Regions from separate parts of the Mus musculus genome. Here all the other regions are linked to region 2. A link is a loop called in an ENCODE intact Hi-C map of the cell type or tissue named here. Cell type or tissue: heart. All regions are shown on one strand. Region 1 overlaps Xpc (xeroderma pigmentosum, complementation group C). Region 2 overlaps Hdac11 (histone deacetylase 11). Region 3 has its middle 69 kb from the start of Fbln2. Region 4 overlaps Gm30437 (a long non-coding RNA gene). Region 5 overlaps Wnt7a (wingless-type MMTV integration site family, member 7A).

What was found. Peaks named below come from ENCODE experiments on the same cell type or tissue, not always from the same donor. Only the 100,000 strongest peaks of a DNase experiment are listed, where the experiment ranks them.
Region 1: it touches region 2 in a loop (2.5-fold over the local background); 2 of 42 quality-filtered maps call a loop at or near these places.
Region 3: it touches region 2 in a loop (5-fold over the local background); 33 of 42 quality-filtered maps call a loop at or near these places.
Region 4: a loop joins it to region 2, with 8 times the contacts of the local background. A loop is called at or near these places in 27 of 42 quality-filtered maps.
Region 5: a loop joins it to region 2, with 4 times the contacts of the local background. A loop is called at or near these places in 27 of 42 quality-filtered maps.

Annotation. Positions count from the first base shown.
Region 1 is chr6:91,506,481-91,511,480 of GRCm38, reverse strand. Xpc (xeroderma pigmentosum, complementation group C) reads left to right here. Exons shown (of 16, transcript NM_009531.2): 2 at 823-1,024; 3 at 2,886-2,992; 4 at 4,522-4,642. Among named protein-coding and RNA genes, the nearest start is that of Xpc, 6.9 kb to the left of the region's middle. In heart, a CTCF peak has its summit at 1,961 (motif pointing right); no DNase peak of the experiment used is centred here.
Region 2 is chr6:91,162,532-91,167,531 of GRCm38, reverse strand. Hdac11 (histone deacetylase 11) reads right to left here. Exons shown (of 10, transcript NM_144919.2): 4 at 1,855-1,971; 5 at 1,247-1,289. Among named protein-coding and RNA genes, the nearest start is that of Hdac11, 8.2 kb to the right of the region's middle. In heart, a CTCF peak has its summit at 2,137 (motif pointing left); a DNase peak (open chromatin) is centred at 2,121; H3K27ac peaks cover 2,452 bases; H3K27me3 peaks cover 460 bases.
Region 3 is chr6:91,279,338-91,284,337 of GRCm38, reverse strand. No RefSeq gene overlaps it. Among named protein-coding and RNA genes, the nearest start is that of Fbln2, 69 kb to the right of the region's middle. In heart, no CTCF peak of the experiment used is centred here; a DNase peak (open chromatin) is centred at 2,927; H3K27me3 peaks cover 3,781 bases.
Region 4 is chr6:91,412,267-91,417,266 of GRCm38, reverse strand. Gm30437 (a long non-coding RNA gene) reads right to left here. Exons shown (of 2, transcript XR_377869.4): 2 at 4,551-5,000. Among named protein-coding and RNA genes, the nearest start is that of Wnt7a, 3.4 kb to the right of the region's middle. In heart, a CTCF peak has its summit at 2,178; no DNase peak of the experiment used is centred here; H3K27me3 peaks cover 5,000 bases.
Region 5 is chr6:91,406,252-91,411,251 of GRCm38, reverse strand. Wnt7a (wingless-type MMTV integration site family, member 7A) reads left to right here. Exons shown (of 4, transcript NM_009527.4): 1 at 1-213; 2 at 2,354-2,580. The coding sequence starts at 143. Among named protein-coding and RNA genes, the nearest start is that of Gm30437, 2.6 kb to the left of the region's middle. In heart, no CTCF peak of the experiment used is centred here; a DNase peak (open chromatin) is centred at 2,411; H3K4me3 peaks cover 1,658 bases; H3K27me3 peaks cover 5,000 bases.

The DNA.
Region 1 (5,000 bases), 340 kb before region 2:
TGCCTCTGCTTCCCTAGTGCTGGGACTAAAGACATGCCACCATCACCCATACCTCTTTGGAGTCTTAAAGCTCATCTATCTTCCCAAAGTCAACTGTGGCAGGGTTATGGGAAGCGGAGTTTCTCCTTGGATTCGTTGATAATTTGCACCTGTAAAGTTGATGCAGATGTTTCAAAAGTCGAAAACCTTTTGGTATCTGAGCACTGGAATTGAGGCCAAGCAGCTGAGAAACATCCACAGCCCTCTCCCGACTCTGGAGCCTGCCGAGGCTGTTGACTTAACGGGCACGATCTAGGTTAGATCAGCAGCGTGCTTTGAGCAGAGTTTGGTGTAAAATATGGCAGAAACACAGTAGTAGGAATAAAGTGCAAAGAGGTTTGTGACCCGGAAGCATCTCACCTGAGAGTAGTAGATTCTGATAGGCCTTGGCAGGTGGGTGGTGGGCAAGGTGCGGATGAGTGGATTCAGGCATTTCCTTTAAGGTTGGAATTTAGAGTTTTAGTCACAGGGTGGTTTCAGTTTTAGACGTACAGCAAGAAAGGGGAGTGATCTGGGGGTGTAGCATGATGGCGGTGCTTCCCTACTCTGCAGATCAAGGTTTTGCGTTTGATCTGTAGTTTTCATTGTGACCATGGCGAAGGCTCCGTGTGAAAGGCTGAGCACTGGGTGCTGCCTAGGCACAGGCTGGTGAGCAGGTGACAGACGGGTGACAGAGCCCTGGTTGTGAGGAGACTATGAGCCTTTTCCTGACCCTTGCCCATAAGTCACACCGCCTCCACCTTCCCACCCGCCCTTCACATCTTGCCCTGTGTTGTCACCCAGATGACTTTGAAGATGAGAAGCAGAAACCCCGAAGGAAGAGCTCTTTCCCGAAAGTCTCTCAAGGAAAGAGGAAGAGGGGCTGCAGTGATCCAGGGGACCCCACAAATGGTGCAGCAAAAAAGAAAGTGGCCAAAGCCACTGCTAAATCCAAGAATCTCAAGGTTCTGAAGGAGGAAGCACTCAGCGACGGGGATGACTTCCGGTGAGACGCTCAGGCCCGGAGCCCAGAGACGAAGTGACTCCTTGCTCTCTAAGGGGATGGGGGAGGGGGAGGTTGTTAAGCCTTGCCAGACAGAGCCAGGCCAGCAGGAGCTGGAGGCCTCAGTTTCTGATGAGTTCAATGGCAGCTCACATATAGTCATTTATTCATGGTTTCACAGCTAGCTAGAAGCACACTCGGCCGTCAAATTCAGGGTTCCCGATTCTTGGTCTGGTGTTGTTTCAACTTCACAGACACTTAGCAGAGAGGCAGGAGAGACTTCTGCCATCTGGAAATTGGAACTGGCAACTCATGCTCCGTTGGATTTTGAGCGTTCACTGGGCACATTCTTGTCCCCTGCTGCCCTACTTAGTTTTATGTTTTTGTTTTCTTATAGTTTAGTGGATCAAACCAAAGGCTTCCTGCATTGTGAGTGAGCACCGAGCACTGAACCCCACCTTCAGCCCCCCTCTTCCTTCCATCTGGAGTATTTTCTTCCCCTCTCGTACTGTGTCTGAAGCCAGTGGCTCTGTTTTTTTTTTGTTTGTTTGTTTGTTTCGTTTTGTTTTTGTTTTTGACAGATTCTTGGATTTTTTTTTTTTGCTCCTGTTTCCTGCTGCTGCTGCTTCTGCTGCAGCAGAGTGTGCTATGTCCACCTGGATGATAGTTCTCTATGACAGTGCAAGCTACTCAGGTTTTGCCACCCTCTAGGGTGCTCACACTTCTTGGGCCTCAGCTACAACTGTGAGCTTCATTCATGTTCACAGGGCCTTCGTTCGCGTTCATCTAGGGTGGGCCTGTAGTTTGCCTTAATGGCAGCTGGATATCCTTATTTCAGGATGAGAGACAGTGAACTACCCAACCTAAGCAAGCTGGAGGGTAGGTGAATAGAGGAAGCCGAACTTGCCATTGATGATGGGAGGGCAGTCCAGCAGAGGGCAGTAGTGGGCCAGGGGAAGCGGCTGGACTCTCCACCGTGGCTCCTATGCCTCCTGGTTGCAAGTAGCAAACAAAAACAAAAGTGGAGGTCTTTTTTGAGCTTTATTGGAGCTCAGGACTGAGATGGTCCTAAAATGTCTGTGCTAAAAATCTTGGCTGTTTCCTCTAGATACCAAGTATCCGAACATTTACAAAGGCCAAAGTAACCCAGAACTGTCAACAGGATTTGGGGTTTATATATGACTCTGCAGACACATGTCAGGGTCCTGGCAGCTGTTTACCTCACACCTCACTGTCTGTCGAGCTACTTGTCTGCATGGGTTTCCCTATCAGCAGCTGCCCAGCCTGGACCTGCTTACAGGTTCTTGTGCGATCACACCTGACTTGCCATGTTTGAGGTGTGGCAGCTTCAGTGTCCTTGGGCTACATTTTCTTATGGGAGAAAAGCATTCTCTGAGTTGGGTCTCTGGCAACTCCGGCTCTGCTGGTGTGAGCTTTTTTTTCCCCTCCCTGGCCTCCAGCTCCGTGCTAGTGTACCTAGTTACCTCAGCAGTCCAAGACTTCTGGGATCATGTGATTGCTTTAATTTTGCCCTCACCTTTTCAAGGCACAGCAGTTTTGTTTTGTTTGTGTTTTTGCTTTGTTTTTGATTTTTTTGTTTTTTGCTTTTCACATGGATTGTGAGTTAATAGGTTCTGGGTTTGTTTTGAGAAACAAACTAAGCAAGCTTAGTTGCCAGGGTAACCTTACACTGGAGCTCTTCCCACTTCACGTCTTGAGACTTTTGCGAGCCAGCTGTCCGTCATTTTCATGGATGTGGTTGCAATAAACAGTCAATAGGAGAAGGACTCCTGGAGGTTTGCTTAGCCTGAGTGTGACACTAGGATATGTATGTGAGCCTTCTGTGTCTTTGATCCATATACAGGGACTCACCAGCTGACTGCAAGAAGGCAAAGAAACACCCAAAAAGCAAGGTGGTGGACCAAGGCACTGATGAAGATGACAGTGAGGATGACTGGGAGGAGGTGGAAGGTGAAGTTCTCTTGTTTTCTAAACATTGGTTCTGAGTTTGCTGTTTGGAGCTAAGTCACATGTTGCAATCTTTGTTGTTTCTTTGTAACAAAGACCATCTTGAGATAAGTTACAGTAGGGACTTGATAGAAGCAATACCGAGGAAGAGTGCATCCAGAGGGGCTGTGGAGTCCTAACTTCAGCCCAGTGCCGCCCCACATAGCTGTTTGCTTGCCTGAGGCAGGTTTTTTCACAGGCAGCATTCTGCAAATCGCATGCAGCTGTGAGTTGTGCCTAGTCAGGCTGCAGGATTTGGGGAGGAAGTCTGTAAATGCTGTAGGCCTGAGCCTCAGGTCCACACCCTGAGAGTGGTACTAATGATTCCTTCTGTGGGGCATGCTTTCCCCCAGCCTTTTATTTGACAAGGTTCAAATCTACCAAGAAATGAGAGTAGTCTGATACCTGGTCCTTTATATTGAATGTTTCTTTCTCTATGTAGTCCCAAAGCTTGGCTTTTGAATATTTGAGCAAGCCTTTACTAAGAAGGTAGTGGTGTCTTATCTGACAAAGCAACCTCATCACACCCCAAACATGAAAAACAACCCTCAGTTGTTAAAAAAAAAGTCTTTATATCTCGCTTGCTTTCTTTTTCTCTTTCTAACCCAGGTCCCATGGTTGTTATGAGTTTGTACATGTCTTTTAATCTAAAGCCCCCACCATGTACTACCTTTATTAATTCCTTATGGTGCCTTAGGAATGCTAGGAGGGTGCTCTGCCACAGAACTACGACTCCTATGCCTTGCTTTTTTGGTTTGGTTTTTAAAGTGTGTGTGTGTTTTATGTACATATGTGTGAAAGTTTATGAGTTTTATGTATGTGTCTGTGTCTGTGTATGGTGTTGATCAGAGGACAACTCTCAAGAGTTCTTTTCTGTCACCTTGTGGGATCCAGCCCCAAAGTCAGGACCTCAGGTTGTGTATAGTCTTGCCGGCCTCCAGGCCGTGGTTTGTTTGTTTTTTTTAAGATGAGGCCTCTATTATTGAACTTGCTATGTAGCCCAGGCTGCCCTGGGATGTAGGGCCTCTGGTCTCACTGCTGAGTGCTGGGATCACAGATGTGTGCTACCAGAGCAGGCACTGTCTTTTTTCCTCTTTGTAGAGCAATGCCTGCTTTGAAAAGTCCTGGCCTCTTGCTTTTTAGAATATCTGGTTTTATCAGATAAACAATCAGGAGTCTCAGGGCTTCCTTGTCTACTCCTGATCTTGTTTCCCCAGCAGAACCCTGATTTTGTCCTATATATTACCTCATTATTGTTAACTTTAACTTAGGTGTATAAGTGTTTTGCCTGCATATATGTCTGTACCATGTGCCTGGTACCCATGGAGGCCAGAAGAGGGTGTTGAGTCCTCTGGGACTAGAGTTAATAGCTGTGAGTCACCTTGTGAGTGCTGGGAATTGAACCCAGGCCCTCTGTAGTCAGGGCTCTAAGCCACTGAGGCAAATTTCCAGCCCCAATTATTACTAACCACCTTTAAAATTACCGTTGATAGAGCTTACTGAACCTGTGCTGGACATGGGAGAAAATTCTGCCACCTCACCGTCTGACATGCCTGTGAAGGCGGTGGAGATTGAAATTGAAACACCACAGCAGGCGAAAGAACGGGAAAGAAGGTAGGCTGGGCTCTGCTTCTGGGCCCCTGACCTGAAAATAGGCAGCAGACACACGGAGAAAGCCTTTGCATGTCAGCCTGGTCTGGAGCCACAGGGGAGAGCGTGGGTCTGCAGTGGAACTGATGGAGACACCTGGATGTCCCTGCTGGGTGGGAGATAGAGGTGCATGACACAAACTGAGCACCTGTTTATCTCTGACTACCTGACCCTAGAGCAGGAGTATAAATGAGAGGCTCAGAGAGCATGTGTGACAGTCCAGGAGTCACCTAGCCAGTGAGTGGAGGACCCAAGACCTGAATTCCCGCTGGCTGACACAGCACTTATGCTTTCCCTACCACGAATCTACAAGGCTTGAGAT
Region 2 (5,000 bases):
CAGGTTTTCCCTGTAGTGGACAGAGATGACTAGGAACAGTACCCTATGCTGACCACAGCTGTCCATGCCATGCCAAACTCTGAGACATAGTCTGCATGTAGTTTTTGCTTTGGACCAGAGGGCTGCTGTTGCCTGTCTTCTGCTAAAATGGCTAGTAAGCTGCTACTGTTCCTGTATCCCTGGAGACCCTGGGTTATAAGAACCTTCTGAAAGGGAGGTCCAAAACTATCCCCACCCTGACAGTGTGAGGTTCGGGCTGTGCAGATAAATAACTTGCCTCTTCCACTCATTGGGGACCCCTAACAGGGCATCCAGCTTGCCTCTCTATAGGCCAGAAGAGAATTCCATCTTCACTAGTACCTTTTACAGGTGAGCTGCCCCAGGCCCAGAGAGGACCAACAACATGCCCAGAAAATATAACAAGAAAACAGTTAGCAGCACCATTAGTGAAATCCAGGCTTCATTAGGACCTAGAGGCTCAGTTAACCAGGCCCTAGTTTCCATGATAGGAGTATCACTGAGGTCCTCCATGAACCGGGAACTATGCTACAGACACACATGGCATAAACTACCCATGTCCCTATATAACTGGGTATTCTAACATCATGGCTATGCCAGGTCTAATTGGGTACCTGGCAATGCAAGCAGGAAGAGTCATGGCCCCTGGCCATGTGGAGCTCACAAAAAGGGATCCTCTAGGGTCCTGCACAAGCCAGCAGCTTCTTCATAACACAACTATGCAACAGCAAAGGAAAGGCTGCTAGGAAAAAGGTTCTTCAACTGTCAAGGACTGTGAAGACAGACTGTAGAGACCACACAGAACCAGAAAGCACTGGCCCCCAGAACCCCTGTTGTGGCACTTAGCCTGGGCCTATCCCCTCGTCGTCCCATGACCAAGCCCTGTCCACTGGCCTAGTCCCCAGAAAGATGGACCCTTTCAGGAGAGGCACGTGGAGGCAACTAATTCCACACAGACATGCCCAGGAACCTACCTGAGGGACGGCACAGGCTCTCTGGGTGGAAGAGAACTCCCTGTCATTGGAAATATGTAAATGTTGGGCAGGGACATTCTCACAACAAATATCTCACAGCAGATAGAGGTACCCGTGGGGCCTACACAGGAACAAAAAGGCTGTATACTACTCCAGGCTACTCGGCTGGCTCTGAGGGCTTTCCTGTCCCTCTGTCCCCACACCCTTTCCAACTCCACCAGGACAGCCAGACATTCTGAAGTCCCAGCACTCACCAACATTGATGGCCCAGCCTCGCTCCACAGCCAGCTTCCCTGCCTTTGGAGACAAGCAGAGGGTAGGAGTTCAGGCCTCATCCTGAGGCAGGCATGTACACATTCAATATAAGCTCTGGGGCAGGAATAGGCCACAGATAGAACGAGGCAGCACCTCATTCCTCAACAGACCAGTGGCAACCAGGGGAAAAACTCAACTGCCCAAGTGGGGAAGGGTCAGGAGTGGCCCTCCCAGTTTTACGGGGAAAACAATCAGAAATTCAAGTGAGGTGAGCTGAGGATTCCCACATGGCTTTCTGAATGCAAAAGAGATAGTCTGCTTGTGGAAATACTGCAAGCTGGTAGGTGCAATCCTGCAGGCATTTGGGGGGAATGGCAATACAAAACTTGGTAGTGCCAGAGTGCTGTGACCATGGCTGGGACAGACCTCATTGATTCTGACACAAAGTGTGCCCACACTACCAGACTCCCAGCAGTGAGTAGCACTACTGTAGAACATATGTTTGCTGGGTTGCAAATGCAGTAACTCAAATTGTTATTGGATGGGACAAGTCCCTATAGGGCAAAGTGGTGTAGGGGCCTAGAGCTGCACATCCCACCCTGCCTACCATGATGGTGCCTCCAGTCTGGGTCCGCAGGGGCCTCAGCACCTTCCTCTGCACAAGGAAGTTGGGAAGAAAGATGACCGGGGGGATCTCAGTGATGGTAGCCACCACAAAGGACCACTGTGGAAAGAGACATGGAAGTCAAACTTGATGCCAAGGCCTGGGCACGGTGGCTCCCCTCTCGTTCTTGGGAAGTGACAGCTGGGGGCCACCTTTGAGTCCTAGCTTTGTGCTTGGGCACAGTGAAGTTGATGGCAGCCTTCTGAGGCACTCTTCTGCCCTCTTGTGTCTAGAATAAGTACTGCAGGCTGTGCTGAGATTGCATGGGGCACCTCTGCTCCCCACAGCCAGAGCCTTGTCTCTGAGGCCAAGTGTCAGTCAGCATGAGACAGTCAGGTGGGCTTGGGGTCCTGACCTGTGCTGGGACACTTGTAGACAAGGCTAACAAGCCAGCAGGTGCTATGACAGAGAAGTACCAGTCTTCTCGGGAAGGGAGACGGCCTCGTGGAGAAGGCAATGCTTATAAAAAAAAACAGTGAACCAGAGTCCCCCAGATGCAGGCTTTAGGCCAAAGACGCAATTTAGGGCAAGGGATTGAGCTCAGGAATGTCAGAAGCTGGATAGGGCAGGGAAAGGAAGCATCTCTGTGGTCTTCTGCGGTTCAGGACCTGGTCTGCTAGCACAGGTTCACACCATACTGTCAGGGCAGTATAGAGGCCCAGAAGAAGGAAAGCCAGAACTAAAAACTAAAATAACAGGGACTCCCTGAGCCCCATCTCCATCTGATGTGAGTACTTTGTTATTTTCCCTGCACTTCCAATCCTGACTCCGTTCCTTTCTGCTCAGCTCTGCAGAGGCAGGTTTTGATGTATCTAGCTCCCTCTGCTGCCCCTTGCTCTTTTTGTTGGAGACATCAATATTTCTACATATCCCTGGATGATCTGGTACTATGTAGACCAGATTGGCCTCCAACTCAAGAGACATCTGCCTTTGCCTCCTGAATGCTGTGATTAAATGTATGCACTACATGTATACCCTGCCAGTTCTATCTTTATAGACAGCGGTTCCATGCTCTCATCAGGGGACTGCTTCTTGGACAAGATCCATGAGGACTCCATGCCCGTGTGTAAATGGAATCATATTTACATGGAACCTGAGCATATCCTCCTGCATATATCATGCCTACATTGCTTATAGCATGGGACATATTACCACGCTGAGAGAAGTTTATGCCACGGTTTAGGGAGCAACACAAGAAATGTGTATGTTAAGATGGATGCATTATTGATTTAAGAATATTCTCCCTCTGGTTGGTTAGACCTGAGAACAAAGGGCCCAAATATATAAGCTTGTACTTATGAGTCAGTCTTGAGCTAAAGGTCGTGTGGTAGTACATGCCTGTCATCCCAGCTTGGGACGTGGAGGCCGACGACTTTGGAGTCCAAGGCCAGCCCTGGCTACACAAGACCCTGCCTCAAAGAAACAAAACATGCATGTTTAATGAGAATTCCATGCCTCAGTTACTTCAGGCATATTTCAAGTGCTGGCCAGACACTGAGGCTGGTGGCTGGATGGAGCTGAACTAGGACGTGCCACGACAGACAGCTTTATCAGGCAGCACTGCTCTGGGGGAAAAAAAACCTGTTGGTCATCAAATAAAACACTGATGCAAGGTAGGAGTGGGTTGTGACTAGACTGGAGGAAGAGGAAGAAAGGGATTTGGCAGAGTGGTCAATGGGGCATGGTAATTACAGTGGTCAGAGTGAATGAATGTATGGCCTCACAGTGGCACAGGCCAGGGTAGTTACAGTTACAGTAGACAGAGGGAGCTGATGTAGGGCCTCACAGTGACACTGATACTGGAGGGTGACAAGCCGAAGATGGAGCAGCTGAGAAGGGCCCCCCGTGTGTGTGGGGTGGGGTGGGGAGACAACAAGGGACAGATAAAGATTATCTGGGATGTGCAGCAGGTTGCCAGGGGACAGCCCAGATGAGTAGGAAGGACCCACCCAGAATGCCCTGTGACAAACTTGGGAGGGGCAAGGGCTCTGAGCTGGGACAGGGCTCTCAAGTCCCCTCTGAGCTCTGCCTCAGTTGTGTGACTTTGCATGCAGCTGTTTCCCTCTGTGCCTGCCTCCTTGTCTGCAAATTAGGGTCTGAAATGAGGGTGTAACAGTGGAAGCCTGCTGAAGGGGCCCTCCTGAAGAGGCCTGTCATTACCTCCTTAAAACACTGCCCTAGCTGCCCAGAAGACTATCATAGACCTGCACACAGCTACCAGCACGTCTGTGTCACCATCCAAAGATGCACCGCATCTGTGGCTATCCCCTTCAGAGACACACTAGTACTACCAATCCTTAATCTAAAATAACACTGTGGGGCCTAGAGGCCAGTGCCTGTGAATCCACCGGCTTAGGAGGTTGAGGATAAAAATCATGAGCTCACACCAACTTTGTCTCAAAATTATTTTTTAAATTTAAATTTTAAAGAGGGGGGGATTGATGATGTAGTTTAGTAATTGTGTGCCTGCCTGAGATTAGACAGACAAACCAACCTAAACTCTCAGGGATCCCTGGGCTCCGTCACTTTTCTTACACCACCAAGCAGGTGAATCCAATGCTTTGTGCTGGGGGCCGCAGGCTCCTGATCTGATGTCCTCTTGAGCTCTCTACTGCTTCTATCTGCTATTTGTTCTTTATTTCTGCTTGCTATAAACTTTAATAAACTCATTCATTCAAAATCCACATAGCTATGCTAGACATTTTCTTGGTACAAAACTGGTGTATACTGACCCCCCCCCCCAATAAGCAAAATTAGGTATTGAAACAAACGTGTATGGGCATACCCATAGCAACACAACTGCCAATCATTAAAACGGGAGAAATAGCCCATGTGTGCACAAACTAATGGACAGACAGACAAGATGTGGTACACCACATGGTGGAATATTATGCATCCATGAAGAGGAATGTGCCGGGGGTGGTATGTGGCTTCCTGGCAAAGCACTTGCCCTGCATACTAGAGCTCTCAATCCCAGCCACTGGGGAAGAAAAATGCATGGTACCTGCTCAATATGCTGTGTGGTAAGGCAAACCAGATGCCAAAGCACACACACTGATTTCATCTGTATTGAGTCAAGTACAAAGTAC
Region 3 (5,000 bases), 120 kb before region 2:
AGGGGTAGGTTAGCCCAAGCAGTCAGGCACTGCAGAAAAGGGCTGTATCCACAGAAGCAAGTCTCCTGCAGAGGCACGCTGGGGCATTGGAGGCTAGCAGCAAGAGAGACATGGGGCAGGGATCAGGCCGGAGCAGCTAGGTCTGCACACGAGGATGGTCTGAAATAGAGAAGCTTACGGAGGGATGGGGTCAAGTTCGGGAATGTCCTCAGAGTTCATTCTGCAGAACTCACCAGGGGTGTGAATGTTGGGGAACAGAGGGGGGGAGATCTAGAATGTTCTGGGGTCCAATAGATAGAATATGGGAGTGTGAAAGAGGAGTCATATTTCTAGCCCAAAGCAATGGAGTTGCCAAGGGGCTATCTCTCCTCCCTCCTGTTCCAGCTTGGACTACCCTATGCACACCTTTCTCATTCACCCCTCTCATGGTCACCCAACCCACTGCTGCATTTTTGCTCTGCCCATAGACTGAACATTTTGACAAACACAACTGTCGACTATCTGAAAAAGACCTGCCTTTCCACTGAGCTGTGTGCGCAAGGTTGTTTAAATTCTCTACAAACATTTCTTTGCTTTATGCCACACCTGGTGCCACTAACTGGGACTCAGTTTACCATCATCATAGCCCCTTCTTCCCCCTCACTCCTCCTTCTCCTCCATGCAGAACCCCGCCTTACTCCTACCTGTTTAGAAGCAGCCATGTCTGGAGCCACAAGTGGGATGTTATGCAAAGGCCATGTGGTCTGGAGGAGACTCCCCAAGAGGACAGGTTAGTCTGGGGCACAAATTTCAGTGTGCAGGCGGTGTACAGTGAGTAGGCCAGGGTATGGCTGCCAAGGCTGTGCTGTTCACAGTGAAGAAGCTGAGGCCTCCCAGCCTCAACCACAGAGAGAACAGCCCAGACTTGGGTCATGGCACACTTGGCCTTCTTGGTGCTGGAGTTCTTGTCCCCCAGCCGTGGTAAAAGGAACCTTATTCTCTTTGGGCCTGACCTTTGGAGGCAGGATAGTATTCAGAAAGCCTCAATCCCAGCTACCATCCCTCGGGCTCTGCCAACCTCCCACAGGGATGGCTCGGCTGGCCCAAGGGCGTTGGCCTGATGACTCGGCTATGGGTGGGAACTTCAGGCACAAACCCTGACCCTGATGCCGAAGCCCTGGAGCCAGCACAGCAGCACTACTGTCCCTTCCTGTTCCCACCCTTCCTGAGCTTCAAAGGGTCAAAGTCCTAGAACAGGGAGGACAGAAACCTTAGTGTCAGCCAAGCAGAACTGGCCTTGAGCTTCCGATCTGATAAAATGGACAGAAAGGAGGATGAGTCTCTGACTACCCTACCAGGGCACGGCCTCAGAGTCTGAGCCCTGTACCTGGGGCCAGAGCTGAGTTATCATCAGCCCCTGCTAAGGAGGAGCCAGGAGCAGGTGCTTCAGGGCTAAGGAGAGGATACCTGGGCAACTCCTATTCCACCAACCTGCCCCATACCCCGGTCCTGGCCCACTCTGGATCTTCCTCCCAGCTAGTTTGCATCCTGGCAAGAGCATGCCTGTGTTGTTGATTCACTCAGCATGTATCTGTGTCTGCTTTGCTCCATGCCTGGTGCTGGGTGCTGGGGACTCAGAGGGGAACTCATTTGCACATACACTGAGAAGTGAGACTAGCAAGCACCTAGAAAGCAGTTGGGGAAGCTCTAACTCTGTGGAGGGTGCTCAGAGCTGGGCATTGCAGGATGTATAGGAGTTTCCATGCTCTCCAAGCAAAAGGTCCAGAATGGGAAAGAAGAGTGGGCAAGGTGACTGGTGCACAGGGTTCGGCAGGGAGTGATGGCCACAAGACTGAAGAGGGTGGGGCCAGGATGGTGGGCTGTGAAACTCATTCGTATTGCAAGCAATGGAGAGCCATGGTGAGATGAACACAGCACATGTCAGGAGCATGCTCTGCTAGCTACTGGCAACCCCCTCCTGAGACAGCAGGCTTGGCAGATAGACTCAGTCAGAAAAACCAGCCCCACCCCAGCCTCTCATCAGCCCTAGCTGAGGACCCTGTGCAATCCTGAGAAGGATTTGCAACCTCTCTGGGCCTAGAAAGTGAAGACAGGCATAGAAGGGAGGATGATTCTGGTGAGGTGTAAGGACAAGCATGCAGCCACCTGTCCCTCTCAGAGCAGGCAAGGTAAGTGGGCCAGGCCTGGATCACTTCCCACCCCTGGGAATGGCTGGCCAAGGGCCTGGGGACCACAAAGACCAAACAGCACAGAGCTGCAGGTTGGGTGCCACCAGCCAGGCTCTCCACAATCACATGCATTTACCGAGAAACACACAGACACCAGGTCCTCCAGGCATCCAGGGTAGGACAGGCCCCATTTACAGCCACTACCCCAGCGCAGCTGTCAGAACTGCCTGCTCTCACGTGGGTGGCCAGACCAATTCAGCAAATGCTACGGTCAGCACCCCATACTGGCCACACACAGGAGTTGCCTTTCCAGAGGGCCTCTCCCGCCCAGCATGTACATGCTCATGTCTGTGCATGTGGGCTGGCAGCTAGGCACACCTAGTCTTTTTTAAATGCCAATTACACAGAAATTACAGTTATCAGAAGCCATAGTGGGGCTCCAGTGGGCCTCTTAACCCTATAGCGTTCTCCAGTAGCAGGTCTCAAACTAGTATAATTCCCATAAACAGAGAGAAAATAGGAAACAGAGGCTCTGAAAAGCCAGACAACCACAGCCAAAGCAACAGTGATCCCGTGCCTGTGGCAAGGGTGACGGGGAAGGTATCATGTTCATTAGAATTTGGAAACAGGTACAAGGTGTCATCTGAACTCCGCACACCCCCTTGCTTATGTGCTTCTAGGCGACTCCCCAGCCCTACACTGGCTAGAATGAAGTTTACCCTAGCTGCATCAACTGCTAGCAATCCCGCTCTTGGCCACCAGGTGTCACCACACACCGCCTATGGCCTGGAGAGGCCACAGCTATGGAGATAATCAGGTATCAAGCTAGGAGTGAGATTGTTGAAGCTCTGTGGCAGTCCCTAGAATTGTGCTGTTTCTGGTCAGCCAATAGGGTCCTTCTTTACCCAGATATGAGTCAGAGAAGACAAAGAGAAGCCTTCCAGTTTGAGCAGTCCCAGCCCTTGAGGGCCGAGGTGCTGGGAGCTGGACTGGCAGATGACAGAGCCAGAGGCTGCAGCCACAGCCCTGGAATCCAGGACCCTGTTGCTTCTTAGACTTAGGAGCTAGAAGCTCAGAGCTGTGGGTGTTCATGCTGGAGGTTCATCACCCTGGGCTTTAACCCCCAGTGGCCCTGGCACTGGGCTGCTATTGTAACACTAGGCAGCTACCTGGGTGTCACAGCTAACTGGGGCAGCAAGCAGCTAGCTACCTTCTAGTGGCACAGCTCCTGGGTGGGTCTGAGGTACTGGGCCGCTCAGCTCCTGTAGTGACTTATGTTACAGCTCTCAGGCACTGGGTTGCCCTGTGATATCCTGAGTAGTGACAAATGTAGGGTGTCTAAGACCGTTGGCCCTGGAGACTCAGTGGTACCCTGGGATGAAGGCCACAGGTTCTGCCTCTACCTGGGATCTCTGCCTTCTCCCTCCTTCTCTATCCCCTTTACCTCATCCCTAGTTGTCTTAACCCCAACCGTTCTTTGAACTCTTCAACAACCTGTATGGTCATACTCCTTAGGGACGTGACAGTCTCTCCTTGGTGAATTCACTTGGACCTCAATAAAGATCAAAGTGGGTGTGTCCCCCATTACCCTGGGACACACTCCAAGATCCCCACTAGGCACCTAAAATTGTGGGTGGCCCTTAGTCCTATGGATCTTGTGTTTTTGTTTTATATGCTTGCCTATCTTTTTTTTTTTTCCAAGACAGGGTTTCTCTGTATAGCCCTGGCTGTCCTGGAATTCACTCTGTAGACCAGGCTGGTCTACAAAAAAATCAAAAAATCAGAAATCTGCCTGCCTCTGCCTCCCAAGTGCTGGGATTAAAGGCGTGTGCCACTACTGCCTGGCATGATCATTCATTTTATAAATGGAGCATGGTAAGATATTGTGACAGAAATAGTACAGGGCAGTAGCAATACCATGGAGCAAATGCTCTGGGGCGCTGTAGCAAAAGTAATGTGCCTGCTCTCTCCCCTCTCCTCCCTACCCTACTCCCTGTCACTCAGAGAAAGCTCTTCGCTTCACTTCTTCCTTACATGAGGGAGCACTCACAGTTCTTCATATGACTGGAGCACTTATGGATTCTCTTTGTCTGAAGGGAGCACATTTGGCTCCTCTTCCCTTGAGGAGAGCACTCCCAGATCCCCTTCCCATGAAGAGTTCTATCAGTCACGTTTCTGTTGCTGTGATAAAATACCATGACCAAGGAAGGCATGGTCATGGAAGGAAGAAGGATTACGGTTTATGGTTTCAGAGTGATGAGAGTCCCTTAGGGTAAGTATGGCAGCACTCAACAGACTGGGCGACAGAGCAGGAAGCTGAGCGATCTTATTTTCAAGCACAAACACAAAGCAGAGAGAGTGTAGAAACAGAGAAAGGAGGAGTGCTTTCAAGCTGGGAGAGGCTGAGTGCTCTCAAGCCTCCCCCTCAGTGTAGCTCCTCCCCCCTCAGTGTAGCTCCTCCCCCCTCAGTGTAGATCCTCCCCCTCAGTGTAGCTACTCCCCCCTCCGTGTAGATCCTCCCCCCTCAGTGTAGATCCTCCCATAGTTACTCCCACTAGACCACACATAGATACCTCCGCCAAACAGAGTCACCAGCTAGGGACCAAGTGTTTAAATATTTGAGCCTATAGGTGCATTTCCCATTAAAGCACCACAGGGGAGTACTTCCAACCCCTCTTCACACTGAGGGGTGCACTCCTGGCTTCTCTTCAGCCCATCTGGGTTCCCAGCATCACTACCCTTGCCCTCTGGAGCTATCTAAGAAAAGCAAAGGCCACTTTGCTGAGTATGGTGGCCGTGCCTATAACCCTAGTGCTTCAGAAGTGGAGGCAG
Region 4 (5,000 bases), 250 kb before region 2:
AGACACACAGTACTCAGGGCCTTTTCACTAAGAAACAGACAAGACCAAATGGAGAGATTTTCCTTTCCCCTGGAAAACCAAGCCCCAACGTGAGTGGTGTGGATGGCGATGGTGCTCGCTAGGCCACTGTGGATCAGAATCTTTCTGTTTCCATTTCATAATTTCACTCAGAAGCTCACAAGATCAGGGGAAGAGAGTTAACCCCAAAGTTGTCCTTTATCTGATCTACCACCAGAAGATGCCACCCACATTTAGGGTGGGTCTTCCCATTCTAAATAATCTGATGAAGAAAAACCCCTCGCAGGAGGGCACAGTGCTTGAATTTTAATTCCAGATGCAGTCAAGTTGACAACTAGAATTAGCCATTGTGGCATCTTGTGCTACTCTCAAATCAGCAGAAGAAAGTGTGATCAATGCTACAAAGCCCAGCTTTGAAGTGGTTGATACTGACAGACGGCAGCGTTGACCCACTCAGGCAAAAGGCAGTTTATTCTTGGTCCTGTACAGCCCCAATGTGCTGATGGGAGTTAGCGTCCCTAGCCCTCTCCACTTGCCTGGCTCCTCCACGGCATGGCTGACGGTGGTGGGTAACTCACAGGCTTTCAATCTGCTTTCTTCCCAAGAACCGCAGACTACAGAGTGGGTTTAGCGTGAACACAGATTCATTCGTGGGAGCACTGGGAGGGGACATTGGGTTTGTGTCCATCTAAAAGCAAGAATGCTTTAAAGTCTCACTTCTGGGGACTCGAACACTTATTTCCCAAAACACAGCACTCTGGGGAGAGCCAGACTCAGCACCAGCATGCCAGGCACCGATTCTGAGTTGGAGAGATGAGGACCAGCAAGGGGCTGAGGGCCTGCTCTCCTTCATCTTCCAATGTCACCTGTATGAGGAGAAACTGGGCCCAAGCCACTTCTGTCCCCTGTGCAAGAAGTTAACCATGGACTGCAGCAGGCTGCTCTCCCTGACAGCACTGAGCGGAAGTGGGAGTCCTTCCCCCTCTTAACCAAATGGAGCGTCCTAGTTTGGATTTTAGCTGTCCCTACAGGCCCATGTAAAGGCTTGGTTCCTAGCTTGAGGTGCTACTGGGAGGGAACTGGGCCTTCCAGTGGGAGGATGTTAAGTCACTGGGGGCAAGGCCTTGAAGAAGAGAAGAGAACCTCAGCTCCTTCATGTCCCTCTCTTGCTTCCTGGATGTCATGACGGGAGTGTGTTTTTCCCCAACAGCCTCTTGCTATGATGAGCTGCCTAACAACAGGGTTAAGCATCCATGGACCTAAACCTCTGATATCAAACAAAGCTTTCCACCTTTAAGCTAAAAGCTGGGGAGGGTAATTTGTCACGTGGCAGCTGACTGTCATGGGGCTCTGGGTTTCTGCTGTTCCCCAGCTATGGGAACAGGGTCTCCAGGCCTCATTGTCCTGTCCTACCTGCTCTCACCCTGGGGGATAGGATCTGCAGGCAAGAGCTCCAGGGCAGGAGGCCCAAAGCTTTCATAAGAGAGGCCTGGGTGACTCCTGTCACTTCTGACTGCTTCTTTCTAACCGTCGCTCTCCATGGGCTGGATGCTCAGGCTCTTGAAAGAATCACCTGGGTGTCACATCCATCTCTTTGGTGGATGCTGGTGACACAGGCCACATCGGTGAAGCATAACAGCCACTATGATGGGAAGAAGTGTCCTGGCTAGGGTCTTCAGGGTGGTCCATGGGTGCTTTTCATCACCCTGTACCAGCACAGATTTCTTTGTCAGAGACGTTCTTTGCTGCTAGTTGAGGTTCTTCGCAAGCCACTGAGTCACATCAGCTGTGCTTCTCCTCTGAGCACCAGCATACTTCACTTATTCTTTGTCAGTAGTCTGCCTAGCACAGGCCCCAGCAGCTCGATACTTCATTAATAAAAGGGGTTCTATAGCCTATGATTTTTTTTTTTTTTTTGCTTTATGACTCTTTTTTTTCTCTCTCTCTCTCTGTGTGTGTGTGTGTGTGTGTGTGTGTGTTGTGGGGGGTTATGTGTGCACAAGCGTTTACTAGTGTGTTCACCTGTGTATGAGTTACAGAGGCTAGAGGAGGATGTTGGGTGTCCTACTGTGTTGCTCTCCATCTTATTCCCTTGAGACCAGGCACCTCTTAGTAGCAACTGTTAACTGTGGTTCTGGGACTGGGCTGGTTATTTCTTCTGCCCCCAACAGGTGGCGACAAAGCCCAGAGTGAGCGCCTGCCCAGGTATGCTTGGTTTGCCTGAAGAACAAGAAGCCCACCGGGACAGCTCTTTCAATGATCCAAGTAGTGGTTGCAAATGGGGGTGGGGTGGGGTGGGGGGAGATCCTGGGCTAGCAGAAATTTGCAAAAAAAGAACTTCTGCAGACAGTCCCAGACAGTTGATCTAGGGCTCAGGACTTTGGGATGCTTTAAATAAAGTTTCTCCTTCAGAACTCTCAACCCCCTCTAGTAATTGACCTAGAAGTTACTAGCTGCAGAGCATACCCAACAAACAAGCGAATGAAAAACTGTCTTGGACCATGAATTTAATAAGTGGCAGAGCTGGCACCAAACCCCATGCTTAGCTGATCCCCAAATGTGCGATCTCTTCAGCAAGCCATGGTTTTGGTTTGACATAAGCTCTGTGCAGTTGTGTAATCAGAGCAGAAGGACTTTGTTATGAGGAGATTGTACTCTAATGAGAGGCCTCTGGGGTGAGCCTGGATATCCTTTAGGATGGGAAGGGCTCTGCCAAGACAAGCCCAAGGGCACTGGAAACCCAAGGAAGAATTACAATAAAAATATGCTATCTACAAATACAGACCTGGTCCTATGTAGGGATATGTGTCTGACTCATTCAAAGATTTGCAGAGAATATCGGACCCTCTATATCTCTAGATTCTATAGAGCCTGGAACACATTAATCCTTGATGAATATTTGAAAAATGGATGAAGAAGAAACCAAGAACCGTGGGTAGAAGCCAGGTGGGTCAAGGCAAGCTTTTCAGGTGAGTGGGGATGTGGGTGGGTTACAAACTTACCAGGTGGAAAGGGAGCTAAAGGCATTGGAGTTATACAAAGAGGAAGGATAGGGTGCGCCTTTGCCCATGTTCAATGTGCATCTAATGCCTTTAACACACACACACGCACACGCACACGCACACACACACACACACACGTAACATGGGAGCTATGGCTAGAACCAGTGCTTCAAGTTCAAATCTCAACTCTATCATATACTACTGGCTGTGAGGATATGGGGATATTTAATACTCCACGATCGCGTTCTTCATATAAACAGGGATGTGATAATGAGAACAGGGCCTCACAGCATTGTCAGAGGGCTCTGAGGTAACATAGTGCAGTTCTGAGGGCAGTGCAGACATGGGGGGCAGTGCTGCCTCTGGGCTTGGCCATTCCGCCATCCTCAGAATGGCTCCTGTATGCATCTGTGTACCATCACCTGCACCATTCCTGTTTCCCTGACACCGAGGAAGCTATCACAGGCCTGCCCAGAGGCAAGTCAGGAGGGCACAGAGAACTCCTTGCAGGAGAAGGGCGGAGACTGGGTTCTTCCCACCCACTCTTCTGTCTCAGCTTGTTTTCCAATCAGTTCTTCCTCCCCCCCCCCCCCCTTCCCTTTCCCAGCAGATGCCCTCAGCCTTTGCCAGGGCTGTTGCTGTCACCACAGCTGCCACAGGACTTGCAGGTCATGTGTGTCCCAACATCCATGACGTGCATGACTCTGCTTTAAGATGACAATGGTGCATATTGGAAGTGACACACCAGAGAGATGTTCTGGAGGAGACCTCAGATGACTAGACAGAGGAGGAATACAAGAGAATGTGCTATGGGTAAAGAGGACACCCAGACACTGTCCACAATGCCTCACCTGGGCAAATCTGAAGCCAGGAAGACTGAGTGGATGGCTGGTGGCATCTGGAGGGCCTTCAGTGACCTGTGTAGCAATCATAATGGATCCCACCAGTCAAGGTCACAATTAGGACTGTGGGCTGCAGTGGCTGTACATATTCCTGGTTTCCTCACAGCACAGCAGTCATTAGGGTGGGTCAGGGCTCCTGTATGCATCCATTCACCTGCACCATTACCTCTTCCCTGTTATTGAGGAAGCCATCACAGGCCCACTCAGAGGCGAGCCAGGAGGACACAGAGAACTTGCAATGGAGAACGTCTGAACATTGTAGTGGCCATGTTCTGAAAGCACCCCCAGGCTTGGGGGGGGTGATATAGCTTAGTTGGGAAAGTACTGGTTTAGCACTAGAAAAGAACTAGGTTCAATCCCTGACATCCTATAAAGCAGGGTGGGAGTGCACAGTCTGTAATCCCAGCACCCCTGAGGTGGAAGCTGGGGGACCAGTGGGTCAAGGCTATCTCCACTTCAGTCAGATTCATGCCAAAACGGCAATAAAAGTTCTCCAGCACAAATGTCCCATCTGTCCCTGAACCCATGTTGAAGTCTCCCTAGTCCAACAGGCTCCCCAGTGTCCAATTCCCTTCCCAGCCCCCATCAGTGTCTCCATGGGACACCCAGAGATACACACACACACAAATGAGTTACCTGCTTTATTCTCCAGGGTCTCCATTGGACTCCAAACTCTTCTAGGAATACAGTCCCCCTCTCTTCCCTCCACATCACTGGCTTTCTTTCTCTTCATCCTTGCTCCTCCTTCACCCACTCCTAGCTTCTACCATAATGGGCCCAAATCCTGTGATCTGCTGCGGACAGCCCAGCCACTTCCTCAGAGCTAAAACAAACATTTTAGTGCACAGAACCCTCTTTCCCATTGCCCGGTCCCCGGTCCTGTGACCTTCTCACCAGCCGGTGCCATCTGAAGCTATGCATGTGCTTACTGGACAGGGCTCCTGTACGTATCCATTTACCATCATCTGCACCTGTCAATGAGGAAGCTATCACAGGCTTGCCCAGAGGCAAGGAAGGCGCGCACAGAGAACTCCTTGCAATGGAGATTGGTTGAACAATGTAGTGGCCATATTCTGAA
Region 5 (5,000 bases), 240 kb before region 2:
CCTAGCGCGGACCGACGCACCGACGGACCGCCCAGGGAGCCTCGGCCCGCGCCCCCTGCGCAGGCTATGTGGATTGCCCCGCCGGGCCCGGCTGGCGGGATCAGCACAGCCCGGCCCGTGGCACCCGCCACCAGCGGGGACTATGACCCGGAAAGCGCGGCGCTGCCTGGGCCACCTCTTTCTCAGCCTGGGCATAGTCTACCTCCGGATCGGGTAAGCACCGCGCGCGTTCTTTCCGCGCGTGCGACGGAGGCAAAGTTGACTGGGCCCGGGAGGGAGGCGCGCTGCCCAACTTAGCTCAGGAGAGGCAGTGGGAGGTGCAGGAACCCTGAGGGCACAAAGGCTCCCCGTGAGCGGACAACCCAGGGGCGCACGCAATTCCACAGACTCGGGCAGGGGATCGGCCATCCCAAGGATCTCAGAGTCAGGGATACCTCCAGAAACAGACAGTTAAGTGTTTCTGGAAGCGAATATCTGCTCTATGGGGTCCCCAGGAACCGCCCCACCCCCCGCCCCTGCGCGCAAGCCACAAGCACAGTAGATCCGGCAGGACCACAGCCACCCCTAGAGAGCTCAATTCCCAGCAGGAATTCTACGCGCGATATTGTGAGCGCAGCCCTTTTGCAGACAGGGCTACTCATGTAGCAAACGTGGGCCCAGGACTGGGGGTGTTCCCTGGCAAAAGCATAAACCACCTTTCAGAGCTCTGGCACCGCCTCATTTCCAGCGGCCCTCAGACCCCCTTCCCAAGCTAGGAGGACAGCACATTTAACAATCAGAACCAAATAGTACGACCAGAGATAGTTAATGGCTAGTCGGAGACACCAAGGAGAGACGCTCTCTAGCCGCCACCCAAAGAAAGCAAGACAGCCGACCCTGGGGTCGCTGGGGTGGGAGCCAAAGAACCCAGGCGTCAGGAGGTGGGGCAGGAGACACTCTAACTGGAAAGTGGAAGCAGGTGGCTTCTTGCGCTGCGTTGCGCGGCCTCTCTTTGTACTTAGGAAGTGACTTGTGTGCAGCACGGTTTTGGGGACGTGGGGGGCTTTAATCATAGACAGAGGTCCTAGCGCCAAAGGGCTACCTTGGGAGGCTTCACACCTGCCTCTCTCTATACACCCCTACTACCTGTGAACCTCCTGTCGCTGCCTTGGGAAGAACTGGACCCAAGGCCAGGGGGCGTGTGTGGCAGACCCTTTGTGTTTCTCCGCCGCCACCCTCAGGGTTCCCACTTCCCCAACCCCACCTCTCTGGAATGGGATTTCAAAACCAAGTGCGCTCTGAGTGGACTAGGCGGCCTCCAGCCCAACCGCGGATCGAGAGGCGGCTTCTGGGCTCGCGCGCTGCCTGCCTGCGGGTGTGTTTTAAGTGTTATTGATTCGCCCGCGTCTGGATGGCTTTTCTTTTCTTTTCTTTTTTTTTCCCCCCCACTTGCTTTAATCTTCATCTTGGCCCGCGCACTACCGCCCTGCGCTCATCCACTCATCCAGCATCCAGGAAGCGAGGTCGGGCTCATTGGCTCTGGCCGCGTTAGGTATTATCTTCTTTTTAATTAGAAACGAGGGGCGGAGACACTAAAGACTGGAGCAGGGGAAAGCGGCAGAAAGTAAAACTCCCTGATTTCTCCGGGACCTGACACCTCATTGGCTCACTAGGGGCTACCCTAGGGGAGGAGGCGGAGGTCAGGGGGCGTGGCCTTCTCTCAGGGCAGTTGGAGGGAGGTCCCGGTTAAGAGTTTCAGTGACTTTGAACCGCTCTGCTGGGTCCGAGGGTTAAGGTCCCCAAGTCCCTTGAGGTTTCTCAGTCTGGTAGGTAAGACTGGCTCCTGTGTCACCTATGTGTGACATATTTGTGGTATTCTAATTTTACCTGGGCTGTTCAGATGACTGCAGTACTAGCCCTGGGAACCATAAGTTCCAAAAGCGATAAAAATGGCACCTCAACATGTGCTTCCTATCGACCCTCTGAGGTGCAGACGGCCTCTCAGAAGCTCTTGTTTAAGCAGTGCAGGCTCTGAGATACATAAGGGGGGTTGTGAACCTGCTCCAGGTTAGAAAGTGAAGGAAGGCTTTGATGGAAAAGGGGCCTGCCCCCTTGGGCACTAGAAAATTGCTTCTCTGAGATTCGGGTCCCATGGTATCATGGCTCTCTGCAGGGACAGGTATTTCCTGGTCATCAGCTAGGTGTTTAGAAGACTTGTGGCCAAAATCCTGCCCTGCCCTACCTCAGACTTCATCTGGACTGTGGCTCTGTGAGAGGTCCTCTGTAGTAGCTGAGAGGACACCACCCCCTCTCCAGCACCTGCTAGTCAGAGCCCTCCTCCAGGTCTCACCCCCTATCTCTGTGTCCCCTCCAGTGGCTTCTCTTCGGTGGTAGCTCTGGGTGCGAGCATCATCTGTAACAAGATCCCAGGCCTGGCTCCCAGACAGCGGGCAATCTGCCAGAGCCGGCCGGACGCCATCATCGTCATAGGAGAAGGCTCCCAAATGGGCCTGGACGAGTGTCAGTTTCAGTTCCGAAATGGCCGTTGGAACTGCTCAGCGCTGGGAGAGCGTACTGTCTTCGGGAAGGAGCTCAAAGTGGGTATGTGATCATCAGACACCCTGCACAGGGTCTTTGGAGCTATAAGGAGCCAGTACCCTTTGGGAGCTCTATGTGATCCCTTCACTTGCTCTAGTTCTAGTATCCTTGATGACTGTATCTTGTGCATGGTTGACTTAGACTGATGTCCAGGACTGCATCTGGAAGCCATGCCACTTTGCTGGTTACAGGCAAAGCTCGGGCACGAACTAATGGCCTAAAATCTTGCTGGCTGATCTAACATGTTTTCAAATGAGACCTGAATTTAAATGTGGGGTGTTTTACCCAAAGGTGTTGCAGCCTCTTTTGGGAAATAGGCAGATCTATTGGTTACTTAATGTGCGTAGGGAATCATTGTGATGGTTAGAGCTGAGATACAACCACCCGAGGGTAAGGTATGAGTGACCTATTCTCTGCCATAGTCCCCAACACTCCCTACTGTGGTCCAGCATGCACAGTCCTATGACACAATCCACCTGATTCCTACAGCATTGCTTGGGGGGAGGCTTGGCATGTGCAGATGTGTATGTATGTCTGAGCACATACACACGTGCATTCAACTTGTAAGGCAGTCATGATGTTTGTGATAGAATGGTTGTAGAGAAAGTCAGTGATCTTCAGGAGATCCTGGGCTGTAGGAAAGAATGTGGAGACATTTTCTTCCTTGTAGGTGTCCAGACTTGGGGGCCAAGATGTCAACAGACTCACTTCTGCACTGTGACCTTCCCTGAGGCACAGGGCAATACAGGTCCCTCTGGGCTGTGCTTATCAACACAGCTCTGCTGAAAAGGCCCCGTTGAATGCTCTTCTCAGCCTTAGCACCAGTATTTGGATGCTCCAAATCCCCAGTCCATTCCAGCATCCTCCACATTCCCCAGCCTCCCTGCTGTCATCTGGGTTCCCAGGCTAGCCCACCTCCTCCTTGCTCCCAGCAGGAAGGAACAATTTTAAAGTAGAAACTAGGTCACAGTGTTACTCTAGGAAAGATCCATTAAAGGGCCTCTTATTCCAGCCAGCAGGAAACCATTGCCCACCTGCTGTTGAGACCTTGGGGTCTTCATGACCACCCAGCCTCATCCTCTTTTAAACACTGCCTTCTCTTAAGGGCCTCAGTGCTTCTGTAGAGATGGGTACCACAGTCCGAAACGTCTGTGTGCACTCAAGGCTCTTGAGCCTTCCCCTGCCCGCTCCCTTGGATCTGCTTCGGCCAACTTCTCACATTATCTCAGTGTGTTCTACCTACTCCAGGAGGGCAGGGGCTCTGGCCAGCTCACAGTGACTGCATCCTTCCCTGCCTCCATACAGTCTTGCCACAGCTCTGCTTTGGTCACTAGACTGTACTGACTATAGAACTGGGCCCTGTGGTCCTCTCCTGCAGAACCCCTTTCCCCGCACTACCTGTCTGGATCTTGGCTACATGAATTTCCTTCTCCCCTGTCCTCTCCTTCTCAACATCAGAATCAGGTTTTTGGGTGTTTTGTTTTGTTTTGTTTTGTTTTGGTTTGGTTTGGTTTGGTTTTTGTTTTGGATGAGAGAGGAGTGGACCAATCTAGCTCAGGCAACAGGATGGTGCTGACACCAAGACTGCAGTTGAAATCCCTGCCTCCCGAGCCTTCTGCTTGTTCCCTTTCATCTTTGTCCTTCTCAAATGTTCTATCCCTCTTCAAACCCCAACACCCAGGATGGCACTCTGACATCATTTTAAACCTGATGGCCTTGCTGGGACATAATGAGCAAATGTGCTACAGATGAGTAAACTGAGACTCAGAAGGGACTTGGCCCAAGTGAGTGACAGGGTCTCCCAGGACAGAGTTCATCTCTTATGGCTTGCTGTTTTAGAATGAGTACAGCCACCCCATGGCCACACTGTGATGATGCCCATTGGGCTGTGGCAGAGGGGATCAGGATGGAGGCACCCCTGGATCATAGCACCCCCCATACCTGGCTGCATACTGTGGGATTAGCCTCAACACAGCCTCCTGTAAGGAGGAGGGATGCCACCAGTATTCTGGGAAGCAACAAAGGACTGGGTTAGAGGAATGCCAGTTAGGACAGGTAAAGCTAACCAGGAGAAAAGATATGACCTAGCAATGTTGGGGTACCATGGAGGGAAGTAGGAGCTAGAGCTCAAAGATAAGGTAGCCCAGACTAAGGAGCTTGAACTTCTAGGACTTAGGGTTTGTTGGAAGATTCTGCCCATAGCCACACCTACCAAAGTATGGGCTGAGCCTTAATCATTGTCATGATTTGATGGTTATTGACCCACCATTGACTTCATATGAGTCAAACCTTTTTCTTACAGTAACCGGTATCCTGTTATCTCTCAAGTTTGGGATTTTTGGGTCCCTCAACCAAGTACCCTCATCCACACCAGCTGATTGCCTCAGCTGACTAGAGCGTCTCCGAGGGGTGAGAATCAGGGG